Regions from separate parts of the Homo sapiens genome. Here region 2 is linked to region 1. Evidence: read pairs that join two places in POLR2A ChIA-PET (ENCODE). Cell type or tissue: IMR-90. All regions are shown on one strand. Links, peaks and the distances in the headings refer to the core of each region. The heading gives the core; the rest is flanking DNA.

Region 1 (7,960 bases), core at 2,183-6,182:
CACAGCCCAGAAGAGATGGGGCTGGGTTAAGAACTCGAGTCTTCCACCTTTCTGTTCAAGGCTGTTTGTCTACCCAGAGGAAGGAGGCACTGCTGAATGGCTATGGCCTGGCTAAGAAGGTGATTAGTCAGTAGGGTGTGAAAATTCTACTTCAAGGGGTTCGGATTGGTGATCATGGGGATTGGCATGGCTGGGTTCCCGTCCAAGGTGTGGGCAGAGCTTCTACCAAACTTCAACATGGAGGGCTGACTTGAAGCTCCCTGTCCCCCTCACTCTTGCCCCAAGAAAAGAGGCCAAAGCAAGAGCAGATTCCCTAGGCAAGAGCAGCAGCACAACTAGGAAACCCCAAAGCCCATGCTCCGACAGGTGGCCCTTCACAGGGGGCAGCGGGACAGGCATCTTGAAGGGCATATGTCCTCGGAAGCTCCGAGCCTGTTTTCTGTAGTTTATAGTTAGAGCTCTATTTTGTTATGGTTTTTTAAACTTTTAAGTCCTGCTCTATTTTCCTGGGCAGGTTTATGTTGATGTTTACCCACTACAATTTTTTAAAAATATAAGCTCACATGCCTTTTCCCTGCCACAGCCAAACCCCCACTGCACCCTACCCACCCACCCCTAGCCCAGGTCAGCTTTCCTGGAGCTGGCTAATGAAAGCCTCCTCACCTCTTCCCAACCCTTACAAGCAAGGGTGCTAGGGGCTCAGCTATACGACCATTCTCCCTGACAGGGAGTCCAAACTTGGCCTAGCATCCCTCCTGGCCCCCCTCTGGCCACGACTTGGCCTGTGCCTGGTTCTCTATCAGAAAGGGGATGCTGAACAAAACCTCCTTCCAAGTTTTATCCAATTCGTTCCTCATTGCCTCGGGCTGCGTCAGGGGAAGCAGGGGACAGGTGTCCAGTTGCTGGGCCGAGGGAGGAGCTGGTTTGGCATAGGACCTAACCAGTGAAGCTAGAGGCTACAGCCACTAAACTTGCTTCAGGCCAACGATAGTTACTCACAAGTAAGTACCTTAATGCTAATGAGGTCCACTAAAAAGGGGAGGAAGGCAGACCTCCTGGGAGACCCACGAAGGGTTTTTAGCCAGGGAAAACTGAGCCCCAGGAAAACCTAACCACTGGGCAGGCAGAATTTGTTTGAGGGATAGAACGACAACAAAATAAATGTTCCTGCAGCCTGAGATTTCAGGTAGAGTACTGACTAAGGTTTAATAAGACAATAGGTGACCTGAGGACATGCAAGCTTGTAAAATGCAACAGCCTCCTGCTAGAGTGACTTGTACATGAGCTTGCTTGCAGAAGACTAGATTAGATGTTTCTCAGGATCCCCTCCTGCGCAGGGGTTCTCTGATTTTCGTGTTCTCTGCCCAGATGGGCTGGGGGAGTTGAGAGTGTGCTTATTTTCACTGCGATCATGAGACCACAGTTCTGGGTTATCTCCTCTCATACATCAAGCCCCAGAGGAGGCGGCAAGAGGAACAGCCACAAACAAGTACTTTACCCCACAGCTTAGTGGCCAGTAAACACCCTGGGGACTAGGAAAAGGAACCAACTGTAGGCACCTCTCCAGGGCCTAGGGAGACAAGTGTCCTCTCTTCTGCATACATTTGGGCTCCCCTTACAGAGCCCTTTGCCCTGGCTCTCTGGTCCTTGTTGCTCTAACAGTCCAGATGTACACCCAGCCTCAGGGGGAAGGCAGCTCTCTCCAGACAGAGTCTCAGGGCCCAGCAAGGTCAGGTTATCTGCTTTCATTCAGGGCAACAAATGATACAAATGGTGCCAGGGAGTGGCAAGGCCATGGGGGTAGGTGGGGGTGTCTTTTTCTTTTCATAAAGTAACAACAGACGAGACTGAGGTTAAACATCAGAAAAAAACCTCTGGAATGACCTTCCTCATTCCAGGAGGCCCTGGAATAAGGAAGAGGCTTCTTTCTGAGGGAGCTTTGAGGAATTTTGACAGCTGTTGACATGGGATTTGGGAAAGGTGAAGCTGTGACTGGAGGGGCAGGAGATGGTCCAAGTGTCCATCCAGAGATGAGACTCTTAGAATCAAAGTGTTCAGCCCAGGAAGTCTTGGAGATCCCACCTTCTGTGGCCCTGCACCTTATGGGAAGCCATTAAGGGGGCTCATCTAGGAATTCTGGTTACAGCCCAGTGCTCATCCCAGCGTATGCTGCCTCTTTAGGGCAGCCCCAAGGGCCAGCCAGCCTGTACTCTGGGCAAGAGCCCAAAATGGCTAGGAATGTTTGACTCCCTTAATCTCTTCCCCAGCTACAGAGGAATCTTTTCTCTGCCTGGTCTCAGAATGGGACTGCCAACTGGCTCATTGGTGGGAGACACAGTATCCTCAAACCTGTGGCCACTGGCATGACAGTGGTGCTCTGTCTCCCTGGGTGACACCCACCCTAGGCTTCCTCCTGGATGTGATGGGGATTGCCAGAGAGGCTCTTAGCATAAAAGGCATTAGGTGGGCATTTTTCTGTGTGCCCCCAAAAAGCTCCATGGAAACAGGCACCTGGTAGCTGCGGAACACCCGTGGACTTGTGTATATGGTCATAGGCTTTGGGAAGACAGGACGTAAAGGAAAATGAGAGAAACAAAATGGGTCAGATAGCTTTGGCCACAGCCCCAGGCAGCCTTTGGGGCCTATGACACTTAGTGCCCTTAGATGGGATACATCTTGCCTCGGCCCCAAGACTCCTCCAACTTACCCGTCCCATCCAGGGCCTGCACAGCTTAGAGAGGCTCACAGCTTGGCAAATGCTAGGGCTTCATCAGACCACTGACTTGACTCAGTGTTTGTTAAAATGGAACCACTCCCGTTGGCCTACTGTTTCTCTCCTGTACTTCTTGTAATGATAGTTATTTATTGACTCTGGTAGCAGGCAGTTCTTAAATAAAGATGGTTTCTCAACCTGTTGGGGAAGCTGGCACGAGCTGTGGGTGTTATCATCAGGCTAAAGCATACCTCCTTGTCCTGTTCTTCACTCCAGAGGCTTTTATCCAAGAATTTCTTTACCCCCCACACAGTGAAATATAAGTAAGTTACAACATACAGTCTATATTGCTTCATCCAGTCCCAGGAGGAGGGAAAAATTAGGCCAAGATCTTAAGGCAGGTCCAAGCAGAGCACAGGCAGGCATTTGGCTAGAATCAGTTGGCTTTACCTAATACAGTGGCAGTAAACAATGCTTATGTGATGGTACTGCTTCAAGGTGGCCTGATTTTTAAGACATCTTTGAGGTGTTGACTCAGTGGTCCCAAAGGAAAGTCTCCCTGCAGATATATTAATGATACCCAACTGGTGAGAACGAGGCTGCTGCCTCTACTCTTGGTTCACAGCAGCCACAAGGGTGTGAATTACTAGTCACTTTCCAGCCACACTTTCTCACACATTCGATAACCATTTATCAAACTTTTTTTTTTTTGAGACAGAGTTTCGCTCTTGTCGCCCAGGCTGGAGTGCAATGGCATAATCTCAGCTCGCTGCAACCTCTACCTCCTGGGTTCAAGCGATTCTCCTGCTTCAGCCTCCTGAGTAGCTGGGATTATAGGCACCTGCCACCACAACTGGCTAATTTTTGTATTTTCTAGTAGAGACAGGGTTTCACCATGTTGGCCAAGCTGGTCTCCAACTCCTGACCTCAGGTGATCCACCCACTTCGGCCTCCCAAAGTGCTGGGATTATGGGCATGAGCCACGTGCCCGGCCTATCAAACTTTTATTACAGATGAAAATGTGTGTGGAGATACACTTGCACGACTCTGTGTTTTGAGTCTTTTAGTGCAAAGCAGGTAGGGCTCCATGCTGACTACGCCCCCAGCTTTTTTCAGCGAAGAGGGAGATGGTGAATGGAGGCCTGAATACTCATTAGCTGTGTGCCTGGAAGCCCAGGCTGACAACAAGCCTCCGGAAGGGGCCTGTACGGACACCAGTATGATATCACAAAACGGTCATCTCTTCCACTTTGCCCCCAAAGGGGATGTGGGAACACCAGCCACTCTAAAACCCAAATATTAGTCCAGTCAGCATCCCCTTGACCCTGCAAAGGTAGATTACCTGCACAGACTTCAACAGGTTTTGCTTTACTAACACAACTGAGCATCTTTTGTTCTCTTCTCTGCTCAATCCCTTCACATCCTTGGAGTCAAAACTCAAGAGCCCAATGCATAGAGGGTTATAATGCCAGAACTGTGCAATAGTCCATCCCATGCTTGACTACTGGCTGCAACAGAAGACTGCAAAAGTTACTCAGTCTCTCCATCTGGAAAATGGGACATAGTACCCATCAGTCTTCCTCCCTCCTCAGCAATGTCATGTTGAGTTCATTAAAGTAGGATATTTTATGGTCTTCTAGTGTCAAGACTGCTTGCTTAAAGTACAGCAAGCTATCTCCTGAATGTCTCAGCAAGTTGTCCCGTACTGAATGCTTCATCAATAATATTCCTGAACTCATGTCCCGTACTTCAGTTTACCTCACAGGATCTCACTGGATCCTCACAATCACCTATTTCAAAGATGATGTCAGGTAGCTTGCCCCATTACACCATCAACAGCAGAACAAGGCCCAGAACCCAGGTCTTCTGAAATCTATCCCCTCTGAAGTAAACAGAATGGGGGTAAGGGTACGTGTAAAATGTAAGATCTTTTTTAAAATAAGAGCAACAGTAAAATGACTCCCTATGCCTGGGCCTCAGTCAGTGGTTCTCAACCTTAGCCATATATCAGAACCACCTAACAACCTTAAACAACAAAGATGCTCTGAACTCATGATATACATCTAGGACACTGAGACAGCCTAGGAGCAATGACTCCCCAGTAGCAATGAGCACACCCAACATGCAAACCTTGGTTTCTCAATGCTACTCCCCACACTAAGAGGAACCAGGGTTCCTTGGGGAAAGACCAGATTCAGGTTTGGGGCAAGGAGAGTCCAAATGTGAATCTGAGATACCGTGTTGTACTAGAAGCAAGAAAATGCTCAATGTCAAATAAAACCACAGCAAAAGGGCAAAAGAGCTTGCCTGAGGGGACTCCTACTGGCCAAAATTGGGGACAATTTGAACATCAAGATAATGATCATTTGTACACCAAACCCCCATGACATGCAATTTACCTATGCAACAATCCTGCACATGTACCCCTAAACCTAAAAAGTTAAAAAAAAGATAAAATGATAATGGATTATATATAGCTCACTGAATAAGAAGAATCTATTGAGACCTCAAAAATAAAGAGGGTAAAAAGAGTAAGCTCTTCTTTACAGAGAAATGCAGGCTAATATAGGTAAGATGAACATAAAGAATTGCCAGTTTGCAGTCCCCAACATGTAATGTTCAACAAGGCAAAAACAATGGATGCCAAAATATGTGAAGAGTTTTTGGAGAGCCATATAATCATAAAGTATTACCCCACAGACTATGAATTACAAAGGGGAAAATACACACACACACACACACACACACACACACACACACATTGGTGGTGAGATCTGGCCATCCACCACCTTAACCAAATGATCAAGCTTATTATCAATAGTGGGTCAACCTTGGCTGGGCGCGGTGGCTCACGCTTGTAATCCCAACATTTTGACAGGCCGAGGTGGGCGGATCACCTGAGGTCAAGAGTTTGAGACCAGCCTGGCCAACATGGTGAAACCCCATCTATAGGCGTGGTGGCACATGCCTATAGTCCCAGCTACTCAGGAGGCTGAGGCATCAGAATCACTTGAACCCGGGAGGCAGAGGTTACAGTGAGCCGAGATTGCACCACTGCACTCTAGTCTGGATGATACAGTAAGACTCCATCTCAAAAAACAAAAACATAAACAAAAACATGAGCCTTGTAATGTGGTGCAGTTAAGTACATATCTACATAGGGCTCTTGTCAAAAATGTTTAAGATTCATTCCTCATGAATCTACTCATGAGGAAATGGCAAATACAAATTATGGAATCTTATCTAAGACAACTGGAGTAAATTATTCAACGAAATCAATGTCATGAAAGACAAAGGAATGCAGGAGGTCTGTTGTAAAAGAAGATACTTAAGAGAAACATAACACATGAACTTCTATTTGATCCTGGATCAAAAATGAAATTAAAAAGCTGTTAAGATTTTGGATATTGAGAAGTGAATACAGGCTGAGTATCCCTTATCCAAAATGTTTGGGACCAGACATGTTCCAGATTTCAGACTTTTTCAGATTTTGGCATCTTTGCATTATACTTATAGGTTAAGCATCCCAAATCCAAGAAATCCGAAATCTAAGCTCTTCCAATAAGCATTTCCTTTGAGCACCATGTTGGTACTCAAAAAGTTTCAAGTTTTGGAGCATTACAGATTTCAGGTTTTCATACTTGGGATGCTCAACTTGTATAAACTATATAAGATTAAGAAATTGTTAAATTTTGGCCAGGTCCAGTGGTTCACACCTGTAATCCCAGCACTTTGGGAGGCCGAGGCAGGTGGATCATCTGAGGTCAGGAGTTTGACCAGGCTGGCCAACATGGCGAAACCCCGTCTCTACTAAAAATACAAAAAAATTAGCCAGGCATGGTGGCAGGCACCTGTAATCCCAGCTACTCAGGAGGCTGAGGCAGGAAAATCACTTGAACCTAGGAGGCAGAGGTTACAGTGAGCTGAGATCACACCATTGCACTCCAGCCTGGGCTACAAGAACAAAACTCCGTCTCAAAAAAAAAAAAGAAAAGAAAGAAATTGTTAATTTTTTGTTGTTGTTTTTGAGACAGAGTCTTGCACTGTCGCCCAGGCTGGAGTGCAGTGGCGCAATCTCAGCTCACTGCAAGCTCCGCCTCCTGGGTTCACACTATTCTCCTGCCTCAGCCTCCCGAGTAGCTGGGACTACAGGCGCCCGCTACCACACCAGGCTGATTTTTGGTACTTTCAGTAGAGACGGGGTTTCACCGTGTTAGCCGGGATGGTCTCGATCTCCTGACTTCGTGATCTGCCCGCCTCGTCCTCCCAAAGTGCTGGGATTACAGGCGTGAGCCACCGCGCCTGGCCAGAAATTGTTAATTTTCTTAGTGTGATAAAGATATTGTGGTTACAGAGAACATCCTTATTAGGAGATGCATACATGGTTTAAGAGTTAAGAGTTGCAATGTCTGTGACTAGCTTTCAAATGGTTTAACAAAATCAATCTATATTGAGAAAGATAATTGTGACAAAATGTTAATTCCTGGTGAATTTTGGTAAAGGTTCTATGCATGGTCACCAAACATTTCTTTCAGCTTTTCTATGGGTTTGAAATTTTTACAAGTTAAAAGTAAAATAAATAATAGAGATCCTTTGACCATAATTTAAACTGAATTAGCATTGTCAGGATTAGAGCTCAAGAACCTTTATTTTTCACAAGGTCATCCAGATGATTCTAACACACATCTAGAGAATCGCTGGTCTTTGGTTTCTGCTACCTCCTGTAGTCAGAGAAAAGTGAGAGGAAGAAATGTTGTAATTCTCTCAGTAGAATTAGCTCAGCTGGTGGCCAAGAGTCTTTCCCTGATGGTTCCACAAGCCAATTATCTCAGACACGGTCCGAATGGCCTCGGAGTCTTAAGACTGGATTTCCTATGGAGGAATCAAAGTACTAATCCTCCTTTGGGGGCCTTGGCTGCTGTAAGAAACCAATACTTGACCCTCCCAGGAATAGAAGCTTCAGGGCACTGAAAGAGCTAAAAGGACTGGAGTGGAGGCAAGCCAAGGTGCTGTCTGAATGGTAAGAGGAAACCTACCAGGTGAAGGATCTAGTGTTTTGCCAAGAAATTCAATTTAATACCAAACAGGGGATTTACCTGGGCAGAACAGGCAATTTGTTAATATTTAGTGACTGTTACACACCTGAGTTGGATGTCATTACTAACAACCCCTGCCATAGGCTTATGCACTGCACCCCCTGCCCCCAAAAGCAGACAATTGGTTTAATGTCTATTCTAAGAAACCTGA
Region 2 (7,960 bases), core at 1,446-5,445, 230 kb after region 1:
TGGGATAATCTGCCAAATCCACTTCTACTTTAGTGCCAAAGGCCGGAAGAGCAACTGGGACCCTGGGCCCAGGGCCTTCCCACCTGTGTGCTTAATAGGGTCAGGCCAGAGCTACTGAGCTCACGTTTGTTTTGATTCGGCAGTTTTTCTATTTCCCATCCCTGGCAGCCTAGGGGAACGAGTATTAGGAGAAGGCTCAAAAACCTGCTCAGCACCATCCCTCCCCACCTCAGTCACCAAAGAGAACAGCAGGGCCTGCTTCCAATCACCTTTCTGGTTTTAATGGTACTTTTTGGCCACGGAGGTCCATTAGGTAGAGACCATTAGGTAAAGAGACTCAAGAGTGTGGAGTGGAGTGTGGGGGGTTGTGGGAGGAGGTGGAAATAGTTGCAAAAATATCTCTCTGTACACAAAACTTAGATGTCATAGTGGATTTTCCCAGAACATAGCATTCACATTATTGAAAACAGCAAGATTCACTTTTCCTAAAACACAAAGCCAAGAACATAAAAATAAATATGGACATTCTAGAGTCCTGAAGGCCTAGAGAACACATCCATAGTCTGGACTTTAGAGCAGCTTAGAGGCAGAAGTTCTGAGTCACTGAGGTCCAAGGTGGAGTCCAGAGGAGGCTGGGCCCCTTGAGATGAAGTCCACACAGCAGGCGGAGGCTTTTCAAGTCTTTCAGATTCACAGCAGCAACTTCAGGAGGCTCAGGCCAGGTTTGGAGGATGGAAAAGGGAAGAGAACCATTGAAGAAACAGAGATTGTGTTCTCTTACTCCTAGGCTAAATAAGGAAGGGTTAGGTGGGGCGCGGTGGCTCACGCCTGTAATCCCAGCACTTTGGGAGGCCGAGGTGGGTGGATCACCTGAGGTCGGGAGTTTGAGACCAGCCTGACCAACATGGAGAAACCCTGTCTCTACTAAAAATACAAAATTAGCCGGGCATGGTGGCGGGCGCCTGTAATCCCAGCTACTAGGGAGGCTGAGGCAGGAGAATCGCTTGAACCCGGGAGGCGGAGGTTGAGGTGAGCTGAGATCGCGCCATTGCACTCTAGCCTGGGCACCAAGAGCGAAACTCCGTCTCAAAAAAATAAATAAATAAATAAAAATAAAAATAAAAATAACGAAGCGTTACTCCAGACCATTCCCAGGATGCCTCATGCACATTAGGGGTGCCACCATCCAGTTCTGGTGGTTGGTAGGAACGGGAATGTGTGTGTAAAGAGGTCTGGCCCCACTTGGGCAGGGAATGAGTAGGGAAGGAGCTGTCCTTAGAAGGCACCATGTGTACAGAGTATTCATGGGATGCAGGAGATGGGCCCTGGGAGAGTTCTCTTTCCAGGTCTCTGTGGCCCCCCCATGTACACAAGAAACAGGCAATGTGGACTCTGTCGCGGGCATTCCCGTTCCCCTCTCTTTAGTATCCTCTTCGTTCAGCAGGGCTGAAGACAGACACTGAACCCTTGGCGCATTTCATTTGCCTACTTCCCATATCCAGCCCTGCTCAGGGCTCCACTGCAAACCCTCTCAGCCTTCTGAGCTGGGATGCAGGTCCTGGGAGGTGGGGGAGAAGGCATCTCCCCTCGGGGTGCAACCAGCTGCATCTGAGAGCCTGACCGGGCTGGGGCAATGCCTACTCCACTCAGGTGAGCTTTGAGCAGACCCTCAGTGCCTGTCGGTAGGTCGCTGTCACCTCCTGGCAGTCTGTCAGGGAAAAGCAGCTGTCCCCCAAAGGATCCTGCCGCCAGCGCCTCAGGCAGCTTCCAGGGCCCTCTGAGGGGGGCTCCTCAAGCCCCGTGAGGTTGTCCACAGACACACAGCCCCGCAGTGGGGGCTCTGGGAGCCGTTCAGGCAAGTCCAGCTGGTCAAAGGACTCAGAGGACAGGATGCTGTCCTCGCTCACAGCCCCTGAGGGTCGGCTGGCCCGGGCCAGGGGGCGAGGTGGGGCGAGTTCATCCAGGGAGCCGAAGGTGGTGGGGGCCGCGAGCTCCAAGGCTGTCTGGGAGAACTTGCCATTGAGTTTGAGGATGCCTTTGCGATGGAGGAGCAGCCCTGAAGCTTGCGGAGGCTTCTGCTCCTTGGGATCCCCACTCACAAACACGTCGCCTGCGTCCAAGAGCTCCCCAGATTCACTGGGCTCGGGAGAGGAGTAGTAGCCAGACTCGCGCTGTCGGGGCTTCTTGAGAATGCCCTTCTTGGGGAGCAGGGGGGCAGCCTGCCCTGGGCTCGCAGGGATTGGGCTGAGCTCCGGAGGGTCCTCCTGTACCCCTTCTGCAGAGGCTGACACCTTCTTCTTGAGAATGCCCTTTGGCAGCTTGAGGTTGCTCTTGCCAGGGCGATGGGCAGTGTCATCAGCCGTGTCACTGTGGAGAGACTGGGCCATGTCATTCTCCTTGCGGGACTTCTTGAGCGAATGCTGGCGCTCCAGGCCAGGGGTGGTGCTTCCCCCACCAGGTGCATGCTGCTTGAAGAAGCTGCACACCTTGGCCCCATTCTCCAGGAGGGGGCGGGAGGAACGCCGGAGCCAGTCAGCCATGGAGGCGCGGGCAGAGTCACTGCCAGGGTGCCCACCCTCATGCGGAGCCTCCTGCTCTCCCACTCGGGTGGCGTAGCCCCAGTTGACCCACCAGTGACTGGCCACATCCTCCAGGGTGGCCCGGCGGGTGGGGTTCACCATCAACAGCCACCGGATCAGGCCACAGGCATCTGGAAGACAAAAGGCAGGTGCTTCAGTTTGGCAGCTCCCAGAATAGGCACTCCCTGTCCCCTGTCCCCAGCTCATCCCCTTTTGAGCTATGACACTGCATACTCCTGGGTCGGATGCGTCCCTTCCAACCTAGGGCTCTATACATGCCTTGGCCCAGGACAGCTCCCCAGTCCAGAGTTCCTGGACTGACTCCTCCAGCTGCCTCTCTGTCCTCTGACCCCTCAGGACTGTGACCCCTTCATAAGCCCTTGTGTGTATGTTGGTGTCTATCCTCTCTCTCTCCATTGAAATTCAACCCTCTGAGGGTAGAGACTGTGTTCAGGGTAAACTGGGTCTCTCACACCCTTCTTCCTGCCTTCTGAGTCATAGTGAAGGACAAAAAGATTTCTGAAGATGAGAACAAAAGCAATAGGAAATGAGACAACTGTAGCAAAGAAGATCTAAGTGAGACCTTAGGAACCACTTCCCAAATATAATCAAACATGCCCCTGTGGGAAAGAAAGAGCTATCCCCTCCTTCCCCAGAGGTCTCAACATTGGACATACGGTGGAGGGTACCCTAACCTACCATGGGCCATGATGGACTGTTGCCCGTTTGACTTTAGTGCCACTGTGTAGTTTCTGCCTTAGGAATGAGTGAAGGACACCCCAGGCCTGGATAAGAACGCCCACACCTCTTACTCACCAGAGGGTTTAGGTGGCTCCCGGTAGGCCCCGTTGCTGATCTGTTTCACTAGGATCTTATGGTCATGCCCATCAAAGGGCATGGTGCCATGCACCAGGATGTAGAGGAGAACACCCAGGGACCAGCTGTCCACCTGAGAGAGATGGGGGAGGTCAGCAGGGATGCCCATACCAGACAGGAAAATGTTACATGCTGGAGAACTCAGAGGCCAGCACACCTGAGGACGACCCACCTCTCCTACCCAGGGGCCAAGACGGGGATGCTGCAGAAGGGGTCTGAGATGTTGTCAATCGCATTTCCTGCGAGGGACAGCCACAAGCACAAGAGCTACAGCCAGGTCATCTCTTCCGGGCTGGGGAAGGGGTGGTTGTGACAGATATCATCTCTACATCACTCTCAGGAGGCTGGACTGGGTGCTGGGAAAGGTAACAGGAATGAGGAATGTGAGGGAGGCAAAGAACTAACCTAGGAGTCAGGAGACCTAAGTTCTAGTTCTAGGGGTTTTTTTGGTTTTTGTTTGTTTGTTTGTTTGAGATGGAGTCTTGCTCTGTTGCCCAGACTGGAGTGCAGTGGCATGATCCTGGCTCACTGCAACCTCTGCCTCCCAGGTTCAAGTGATTCTCCTGCCTCAGCCTCCCAAGTAACTGGGATTACAGGTGGGTGCCACAAAGCCCCATTAATTTTATATTTTTTTAAGTAAAGATGGGGTTTCACCACATTGGCCAGGCTAGTCTCGAACTCCTGACCTCAAGTGATCCACCCACCTCGGCCTCCCAAAGTGCTGGGATTATAGGTGTGAGCCACTGTGCCCGGCCTAGTTCTAGTTTTGCCATTCCTGGCTAGACACCTGGCAAGTTACTACTTTTTGGGAGGCTTGAGAGTTGTGCTCTGAAAATGTGAATAACGAGAAAACTAGCCCATCAATCTCCCAGGATCTAAAGTCATAGTAAACATCTGAGGCAGGCTGGCAGGGGAGGGTGGCCACTTACCTCTGGGCCTGTGTAGGGCTTCCCATTGACAATCTCTGGCGAGGCATAGAGGGGGCTCCCACAGAATGTCTGCAGGAACTTGCCTTGATGGTAGAGGTTGGAGAGACCGAAGTCAGCAATCTGCAGGATTGAGTCAAACACGGGCACAGGTCATGTCAAGGCCTGGGTTTTTCTGCAGCTCTTGGCCCGCCCTTCTCCAGACCCTGGGGAAACCCAAGCTCCAATAGAAGGAAAGGGTCCCCATGACCCTTACCCCACACTGAGCACTGTCAGCATAGCTCAGGCCCTGGAAGAACGAACCCTGAGGAGCTGTGTCAATAAGGAGCATCTAGACAGAGCTTTGCGGGGGCTCCAGGATCCTCACTGCTCCCCAGACCACTTTGCTCACATGGCATTCCACTACAGAGATGCTGTCTCATGCCCATATCCCTTGGAAAGTCTCCCATCTCCTTCTAGAAGCCTAGAGTTTCCAATGCCTCCCTGGAGCCCCTGCTCATTAGATCTGCCTTCCAGACAGACTGTACACTCCCATGCTGACCTCCTTGCCCCCACCTCTCCTGCAGCTGCTAGCCCAGGTGAGACCCTGCATGAGGCTCTAATGATGTTTAGTGATGGAAAGGAGGGTCAGCCAGATGGAGGGGGAAAGCCAGCACCTCATGATAATGGCATGGCCCTCAGGAACAAGCAAGCCCTATAACCAATGAACCACGTAAGACTTGAGCTGCCCTTCCTAGCAAAGGGCTCATTCCTGTGTGCACACCGGGGCAAGAACTTGGTGGCAGGAACCTGGGGTCAGCCCAATATAGCTAAGAAGCAATAATGAGGGCAGAACAAACATCAGGGCTGTGGTTACAGCCCAAGACTCCCTGAACCATCTGATATTGAGGGCTTGAGAACCCAACCCCATCGTCTCGTTGCCCGGAGAGACCCTTTCCCACCTATCCTCAGTTAGAGGCTGAGGCCATGCCCTGGTGCTCCCCACCTCTTCACCACATCAGAGGGTTATGTGTATTCAGGGTGGGGAGGGGCTGTTTATGAAACTCTGGCTCCTTTGTTTATGGTTTTATTGGCCTCTTATCAAGCAGTTACCAGTTGAAGCCCATAATGAAGCACATGATTGGTGCAGATAGGAAAGTTCATGCCTGTCCATGTTTGTGCCTGATTATGCGGGTTTACTGGCTCTGGCTTCCCTCCCTTCTGCTCAGCATCAAAGAAAGCCCCACCTGCTCCGGGAATTGGCTGGTAAGAGGGAATGAACTCAGTACCAGGGCACCTCAGGGTACAGGTCAAAAGCCACTGGAAGAGACTATGTCCTGGGTTCAGGAAGATTCTGAAGAGGGTCAGAGTGCAGCGTCACCTTCCCAGATGCCTGCAGGGGCCAGCCTCCCTGTGCCATGTCCTTCCTCCAGCCCTGAGATCTCAGTTTATCCCATCAACATGAACTTCTCCATGCCTAAATTTAACTACTTAAGCATGGAAATCTAGCAGCTGCAGAAAGCAGGAAGCTGGAGCTGGAGTCCTTCATCTGTGGGAAGTTTCCAAAGGGCTATCTAATTGTACCAGATTAAAGCATGCATGTGTGTGTGTATGCAAGTGTGTACATACATGAGAAGAACTCAGGCCGGGCCTGTCCCAAGGTTGTAGCAAACCTGACCTTAGATCTAGACTCCTGTCAGCCTTATGACATCAAAGGAGCACTCATCTGGGAATCAGAAGATCTTGGTTCTAGTCCAGGCTCAGCCACGTGCTAGTTGTGTGATCTTGTGCAAAGCACCCCTCAGCTGAGGCTCCAGCTCTCCATCCACACAATGAGGTGTTGGAATGGATGATGGCTGAGGTCCCTACCAGTACCAATGAAGGTCAGCCTTGCTCAGCTCCTTCAGGAATCCACCAAGAGCTTAGAGCTACTTGGCTGGGGACAGTGCAGAAAAGCTGGGGTGGGCAAGGAGGCTTCTAGAAATAAGAAGTGGGACTCACCTTGATATTCCCATTGGCATCCAAGAGGATGTTCTCCAGCTTGAGATCTCGGTGGACAACTCTGTTCTGAAAGAAGGAGAGGGCAGTCACGGGAAGGTCACCAGGGAAGGGAAGATGATGAGGGGCCCAGTCTGGAGACTGAGGTAAACACAAAGGGAGCCAAGTGGGCTTGAGCACAGGTAGGCTGGGAATGCCTATCTTTATCGGTATGTGCTGCAAGAAATCACGGGCCCTTCTATCCGCGGAGAAGGGACTCAAAGTCAGAGACACTGACATTTCCCTGAGAGTCCAGAATCTAGTTTTGCCTCTGTTTCTGTGTGATCCTGGACAAGTCATGGAACCTCTCTGGTCCAAAACAGCCCTAGAGCCCTGGGGACCACCCACTGAGAATATGGCTGGAGCAGGTAGGTGCTCACCTGATGGCAATAGTGCACGGCAGAGACGATCTGCCGGAAGAAATGCCTAGCTTCGCGCTCACTGAGCTGCTGCCGCTCGCTGATGTAGTCATAAAGGTCGCCCCGGCTGGCATACTCCATGACGATCACGATCTTGCTGCTGTTCTCAAACACTGGGCAGAGCAAGGCAAGGAACGTCAGGCCCTCCCAGAGTGCACTGCTCTCCACTGGGGGTGACTCACTCCTCCCCGACCCCAGGCCCCAAACCAGACAGGACCCCCCTCCAGGAATATCTGCTAATGGGGCTATACGGTGGCAAATAAGGGCAGAAGAAGGGCCTTGGAAGTTCTCAGCATCTTCCAGGAGCCATGAGTTAAGGCCAAAGACACTGGCTCATCCTCTGCCTCCGTGGAAGTTCAGGCTTTTGGGAATTCTGAAAATGACCCTGCCCTTTCAGGAAGGCAGAGACGTCACTAGATGGGAATGAAAGGCCAGGCTCCTTGGTTCAAGAACCTGGTACTTTTTCACCTTGTGGCCTTGGGCAAATCTCTTCTAGATACATGAGTAAGAATGCAGGTTTGCTGGGTGATCTTGGACAAGTCATTAAACCACTGTGCCTCAGTTTCCTCATTTGAAAAGCAGGATAATAAGGCAACCTCACAGGGCTGGGGTGAGAAATATAAAAAGTCAACAGCAGTTCCAGGGCTGGCTGAGCAAGCTGGTATAGGTCTGACATATAAACAAGCACTCGATAAATGGTACCTACAGTTATTTCTTTATTTATTGAGACAGAGTCTCGCTCTGTCACCTAGGCTGGAGTGCAGTGGCGTGGTCTCGGCTCACTGCAACCTCCACCTCCCAGGCTCAAGCGATTCTCCTGCCTCACCCTCTCGAGTAGCAGGGATTAAAGGTGCGCGCCACCATGCCAGGCTAATTTTTGTATTTTTTAGTAGAGACGGGGTTTCACCATGTTGGCCAGGCTGGTCTTGAACTCCTGACCATGTGATCAGCCCGCCTCGGCCTCCCAAAGTGCTGGGATTACAGGCGTGAGCCACCGCGCCTGGCCACAGTTATGTTTATAATCAGTGCCCTCATGCATACATTTGAAAAATAAGGCCAATAATAATGTCTGTCTTGAGGATCAGAAGAGGGAATAAAAGTATATTAAAGTGGATCATGAACTATAAAGCACCAGGGAGAGCTG

The links. Peaks named below come from ENCODE experiments on the same cell type or tissue, not always from the same donor. Only the 100,000 strongest peaks of a DNase experiment are listed, where the experiment ranks them.
Region 2: POLR2A ChIA-PET joins it to region 1 with 5 read pairs; 2 of 35 experiments call an interaction of 5 or more read pairs at or near these places.

Annotation. Positions count from the first base shown.
Region 1 is chr1:205,075,089-205,083,048 of GRCh38, forward strand. It overlaps CNTN2 (contactin 2), which reads left to right. Exons shown (of 23, transcript NM_005076.5): 23 at 1-3,201. Among named protein-coding and RNA genes, the nearest start is that of TMEM81, 5.4 kb to the right of the region's middle. RefSeq lists enhancers at 66-210, 128-272, 578-722 and cis regulatory regions at 138, 200, 650. In IMR-90, for the core only: no CTCF peak of the experiment used is centred there; no DNase peak of the experiment used is centred there.
Region 2 is chr1:205,301,804-205,309,763 of GRCh38, forward strand. It overlaps NUAK2 (NUAK family kinase 2), which reads right to left. Exons shown (of 7, transcript NM_030952.3): 3 at 6,778-6,929; 4 at 6,362-6,427; 5 at 4,385-4,504; 6 at 3,396-3,528; 7 at 260-2,710. The coding sequence ends at 1,647. Among named protein-coding and RNA genes, the nearest start is that of NUAK2, 16 kb to the right of the region's middle. RefSeq lists enhancers at 1-514, 515-1,366, 2,220-3,070. In IMR-90, for the core only: no CTCF peak of the experiment used is centred there; no DNase peak of the experiment used is centred there; H3K27ac peaks cover 2,333 bases.